Linked DNA regions of Homo sapiens: region 1 is linked to region 2. A link is an interaction called in ENCODE POLR2A ChIA-PET data of the cell type or tissue named here. Cell type or tissue: CD4-positive, alpha-beta T cell. All regions are shown on one strand. Each heading gives the region's core, and the rest is flanking DNA. Links, peaks and the distances in the headings are about the cores only.

Region 1 (2,913 bases), core at 127-2,626, 320 kb before region 2:
AAAGTGGATACACAACATACTATAAAACCTGTATCTTAATTTTTCATGATACAAACAGAATTATATTAGGAAAGAAGAATGATGCAGTAATTTACCTGTGAAAATGACTTTAGGAGTGTAGGATAATCATTAAGACCACGGACTGTCTTTTAATAGCTGGATGACCAAAGGTAAATTATATAGCTTCTCTGGGTCTCATTTTCACTACATGAAAAAATGGAGATATTAATAGTGCCTAATAGTTTTACCTGATAATTAATGAGCTAATATATATCAAGTACTTAGCAAAGTAGCCAGCAAATGACTTTAGTCAATGTTCATATTGCCATTAACATAAATATCAGGTATACTGGAACAATTATACACACAAACAGATGATAAATTGGAAGTGCAGAGCCTATGTTTTCTCCCAGGTTAACCTGTGATCAACTCATGATTTAAAAAGCTGGGTTAATATGGTTGTTTAGAAACCCTGACTGTCAAATATGATCTACAGAATGTTAGATTATTAAATCCCAATAAAGCAAATGTAACAGAAAAAAATGACTATCAGCTTCCTCTTGGAGAAAACAGCAATAATGCCATCTTATTGCTACATAATACATACCAAATGGCTTAAAATAAGTGACTAGCTTAATAAACTGTAGTTGCTTAATAAATTGTAGCTATCATTAACATCTTTTCAGCTGTACAGCTTTTTTTCAGGTGAGTTTCTGTTTGTTTCAGATGCCCACTTCGCTCAGATGAAATGCCAGGCTCAAACTAAAGTCAGTATGCATTGCCTGGAAGGCTAATGGCCTAAGCCTTCCAGGCCAGGGGACTTGTGAACCCTGAAAATTTAAGACAGGTCTCAGTTAATTTAGAAAGTTTATTTTGCCAAGGTTGAGGACATGTGCCCGTGACACAGCTTTGTCACACAGCCTCAGGAAGTTCTGATGACATGTGCCCAAGGTGGTTGGGGCACAGTTTGGTTTTATACATTTTAGGGAGACATGAGACATCAATCAATATATGTAAGAAGTACATTGGTTCCATCCAGAAAGATGGGGACAACTCAAAGCAGGGAAGGGGCTTCCAGGTCACAGGTAGGTAAGAGACAAATGGTTGCATTCTTTTGAGTTTCTGATTCTTTTCCAAAGGAGGCTATCAGATATGCATCTATCTCAGTGAACAGAGGGATGACTTTGAATAGAATGGGAGGCAGGTTTGCCCTGAGTAGTTCCCAGCTTGACTTTTCCCTTTAGCTTGGTGATTTTGAGGCCCCAAGATTTTCCTTTCACAGACTCAGGATGTCTTCTTCAGTTCAGGATGGACAGCCTCAGAGTAGAGAGCTTCAGGCCCCCTCTCCTTATCTTCTGCTAACCTCCATTCTTACTCCTACCCTTTCATCTCAGAATTTTCGCTTTGATGTTTCCCACTTCCTTCCTATGGTTACTTTAACCGAAGTGAGTCAGGTCTTACTGAAAAACTGACCACAGCCTGTCCGCTCCCAGCCTTCCCCAGACCAGGGCTGCCCAGGCAGAGCGTGAGGGGGACTAGTGTTTACTCAGCTCATTTTTTTCCTCCTCTCTCCTCTAAGTCACGGGGCTTTGAGTAGGGCTTCCCCAGCCACCGTGCCCCTCCCAGCAGACCGCAGTCAGAAGCCAATCTCACATTTGTCTGGTGGCTCAGAGAGGGGACAGAAAGAGCAGCAGCTTATGTCCTTGGCTATCCTCTCAAGTGGGCTAATTTGCTTATTTTCAACTCTGTTGGGTCCAGCCCTGTTGCCTCTGATCTCAGCTCAAAGAGGATTTGGCGGGAGTTTTTGGTTGTGATAACCAATAACAACCAACTATACGCACTGCGAACATCTCCTAGTGCCAGAAGCCCTGTTAGCTCATTATCTTAATCCTCAGGATAACCCAGGCAATTTGTATTCACCCTAAAAACTTCCCCTGGCCGGGTGTGGTGGCTCACGCCTGTAATCCCAGCAATTTGGGAGACTGAGGCAGGCGGATCACTTGAGGCCAGGAGTTCCTAACCAGCCTGGCCAACATGGTGAAACCCCATCTGTACTAAAAATGCAAAAAATTAGCCGGGCGTGGTGGCACATGCCTGTAGTCCCAGCTACTTGGGAGGCTGAGGCAGGAGAATCACTTGAACCTGGGAGGCGGAGGTTGCAGTGAGCTGAGATCATGCCATTGCACTCCAGCCTGGAGACAGGGCGAGACTCCGTCTCGAAAAGCAACAACAAAAACAAAAACAACCTCCAAAAAACCTTCCCCTGTTTACCTTTCTAATTTTGGTACCTACAGAATCTCCCCGTTAGCCTTGAAAATCAGCATGATCTTTAAGGATTTAGGAGCAAATCTTTAAAGGATTGAGTTGTGGGAAGACCATGATGTCTTTGCTACTGGCTTTTGCAGTGAGAATAGCTTTTTCTCTGATCAGGTTTGGAGCCTTCCCTCTCTCCTGGGGGTAGGGGGTAGCTGGCTTCCTTTCTCTGAAATGCAGAATTCATTCACCCACTCTCTTTTGTCTTGGGAGCTTTGAGAGAACAATTTTAGTCAGACAAGAGTCAACTGACACCAGAACATGATGTGAATAAGATACATTTATTTATTCAAAATTAAAATCTGCTATGAAGACAGACAAACAATGTAACATTCCCAGAGGAATTGAATAAATTCTAGTTAAAACTGAGTTCTATTAGAACCAAATTTATTTTTATTTTTATTTTTTGAGACAGAGTCTTGCTCTGTCACCCAGGCTGGAGTACAGGGGCATGATATCAGCTCACTGCAACTTCCATCTCCTGGGTTCAAGCAATTCTCTTGCCTCAGCCTCCCAAGTAGCTGGGATTACAGGTGCGCGCCACCATGCCCGGCTAATTTTTGTATTTTTAGTAGAGACGGGGTTTCACCATGTTGACCA
Region 2 (2,913 bases), core at 306-2,805:
AATCCCAGCACTTTGGGAGGCCAAGGCGGGTGGATCATTTGAGGTCAGGAGTTCAAGACCAGTTTGGCCAACATGGTGAAACCCCATCTCTACTAAAAATACAAAAATTAGCCAGGCGTGGTAGCGCATGCCTGTAATCTCAGCTACTCGGGAGACTGAGGCACAAGAATGGCCTGAACCTGGCAGGTGGAGGTTGCAGTGAGCCAAGATCATGCCAAGACACCATCTCAAACAAAAAAGAAAACAGATTATTTTTTGGAAAGGCAAGTGGGTTTTCAGGGGAAAAGTAGGAAATTAGAAAGTTTTGTGATAATGTTTGTGTATATAAGTACGAGTGTTCTTTCTGTCTCCTTCAAGGCCATGAAATTTCTCTGGAGAAGGAATTTGAAATATGTTTTACTCATGCTCTCCCCTCCAGGATAGACCTACCCTGAAAAGGAATTTATGGCAACCTTATCTCCAAGGTTGCTGCCTTTAGTCAGATAAGGAAAGCCCCCAAAATCTCTGTTCCTTTCCATATCACTGAATCTCAAATATCTTCAGCTTAAAAGAATCTTAACGCCAAATATTTGGGGGTGGCATATCCTGATTCCTTTCAGGAGAAAGACATAGATTAATCATCACAAACAGTAGTAATGGATGGAGAAGAGAAGAACATTTGCAACCTTACTGTGTCCTTAATGCTTTATTATTCTATTAAAACCTGAAATTTTGTAGGAATTTTTCCCCAGTTTCATAATTACAGCACAGAGAACCAACCAAGGGTTATAGTAGTCACAAGCAAGATGATATGGGATCCCTCAAAACAATTTTACATGCCTTAATTCCTGAGACCAAAGCATTCTCCTCACCTCTCTCTTTACTCATTTGGTTAACTCTGGACTCAGGCCAAATCCTGTCCCTGGAAGAGCCACAAAGTAGGAAGCCTGGGTACAGGCCTGGCAAGCGAGAACAATGTGTCACTGCAGGACTTTGGAGCTCTCAGCTTTGGAGTCAGTTAAGACCAGTTCCTTGCTGGGAAGCCCTAACTCTGGAGGGACAGAGACAGGTAAGGTTAGTTTACTTCCTTGAGCTTTCGTCTTCAGTGCTGCTTACAGCCTTAGGATATCTGGTATTCAGGAAAGGAGGATGAGGTAGCATTCAAAATTGTGTTCTACCTGGGCAAGAACCAGGGATTGACAGCCCGTTCTCTTTCCCCAGTGCTGGCCAGAGTTACAGAAGTTGGACTGTAAACATTGGCAACTATTGACAGAAGTCAAGGTCATGGCAAGACCATTTGGCCCATGTTTGTTGGGGAAGGATAAGCCTGCGTTTCAAAAAGACTGGTCAACTGGATTTGCATTCCCAGAAACCAGGAAATTTCTGAAACTGAGTTTTAAACCTGGCAACTCTTTTACCATCCCTTTGTATTTTTGCAGTTCCTCCCTATACCAGCTTCCTTACAGCTGTTCTGATTTCCTGTCGTAAGATTTTTTCTTTTCATTTTCTCCAGGGAGGGTAAATCAATATAACCTCTTCTCTAGAGAGGAGGTGGTTAGGTTGGTCTTAAGCAGTGTTAGAAGATCTATTTTTTTTCAAACCAGGTGTCTGAGCTGGGTGAATTCCAGCCTGGGGAGAGGACTTTGATCACCAGATGTTTTTTTGGTGTGCGTGCTGTCTTATGGTTGCGTGGCGAGTTTCTGCTTCAGATGGTACGTATGCTTTCCTTCAACTCAGCTTACAGGCATTTGGTGTCCTTTTGCGGTGTTTTGAGGAACTCTGTCTAGGGCTTTAAGGAAGTTTACATTTATAATATCTTTATTCTTCTATTGAAAAATCTCAAATTGGCCTAATGCTCTGCACTCAATAGGAGCTTAGTGTACATTTAATGATAACCCTGATCTCTGAAGTGGGTGGTTACTGTTTTTTTACTTTCCCTTTCTGTTCTGGGAGCAAAAAGAGTACCAATTTCAAAATCCTGGGAGGTCTTACTTGTTATAAACTCCAGGATCGCTATTTGTGTAGGGGACTATTTGTTTAGAAGTGGACAACTTGTGGTTGAATTTGAGTAAAATTCCTGTTATACTTTTGAAAATAAAACTTCGGAATTCCGGCCGGGCGCAGCGGCTCAAGCCTGTAATCCCGGCACTTTGAGAGGCCGAGGTGGGCGGATCACGAGGTCAAGAGATCGAGACCATCCTGGCTAAGACAGTGAAACCCCGTCTCTGCTGAAAATACAAAAAATTAGCTGGGCGTGGTGGCGGGTGCCTGTAGTCCCGGCTACTTGGGAGTAGAATACAGAGTACTTGGGAAGAGCACAGGAATCAGGATCAATAATCCAGCAAAAAGACATGAGAATGGGGAAATCTAATAAGGGTTCTCTGACAGCACATGATATGCCAAGTGAATCTGTTTTCTTTTTTCTTCCAGCAGAGCACTGTCCAGAGCTTCCTCCAGTGGACAATAGCATATTTGTCGCAAAGGAGGTGGAAGGACAGATTCTGGGGACTTACGTTTGTATCAAGGGCTACCACCTGGTAGGAAAGAAGACCCTTTTTTGCAATGCCTCTAAGGAGTGGGATAACACCACTACTGAGTGCCGCTGTAAGTTAGATCTTTCTGTATCTTTGCCCATATTGATATCCTGTTTTACTCCTTCACATCCTACTTCCTATAGGCTGTGGTAAAACTTTATAAGAAAACAAAAATTCTCAATTTCTAGGAGACCTCTTTTAAAGCACTCCAGTGGAGGAGCTTCTCTTGGAAGCTCTATGATCAGATCTTGATCAGTATTAATTCAGTTGAATTAACAGAATCAATTCCCTCTATGGGAAAGAAATAATTTCTTCCAGATATTAGAACTAATTTTTTTTTGCTATAATTTGTTTAACCTTATATTGCTTTAAAAATGTTTATGTTATGGAAAATTTAAAA

Evidence for each region. Peaks named below come from ENCODE experiments on the same cell type or tissue, not always from the same donor. Only the 100,000 strongest peaks of a DNase experiment are listed, where the experiment ranks them.
Region 1: POLR2A ChIA-PET joins it to region 2 with 6 read pairs; 1 of 35 experiments calls an interaction of 5 or more read pairs at or near these places.

What each region holds. Positions count from the first base shown.
Region 1 is chr1:206,765,027-206,767,939 of GRCh38, forward strand. It overlaps IL10 (interleukin 10), which reads right to left. Exons shown (of 5, transcript NM_000572.3): 5 at 2,576-2,913. Among named protein-coding and RNA genes, the nearest start is that of IL19, 4.3 kb to the right of the region's middle. In CD4-positive, alpha-beta T cell, for the core only: no CTCF peak of the experiment used is centred there; DNase peaks (open chromatin) are centred at 895 and 1,565.
Region 2 is chr1:207,087,899-207,090,811 of GRCh38, forward strand. It overlaps C4BPB (complement component 4 binding protein beta), which reads left to right and starts at 962. Exons shown (of 7, transcript NM_001017365.3): 1 at 962-1,048; 2 at 1,584-1,691; 3 at 2,410-2,583. The coding sequence starts at 1,634. In CD4-positive, alpha-beta T cell, for the core only: no CTCF peak of the experiment used is centred there; a DNase peak (open chromatin) is centred at 1,643; H3K4me3 peaks cover 673 bases.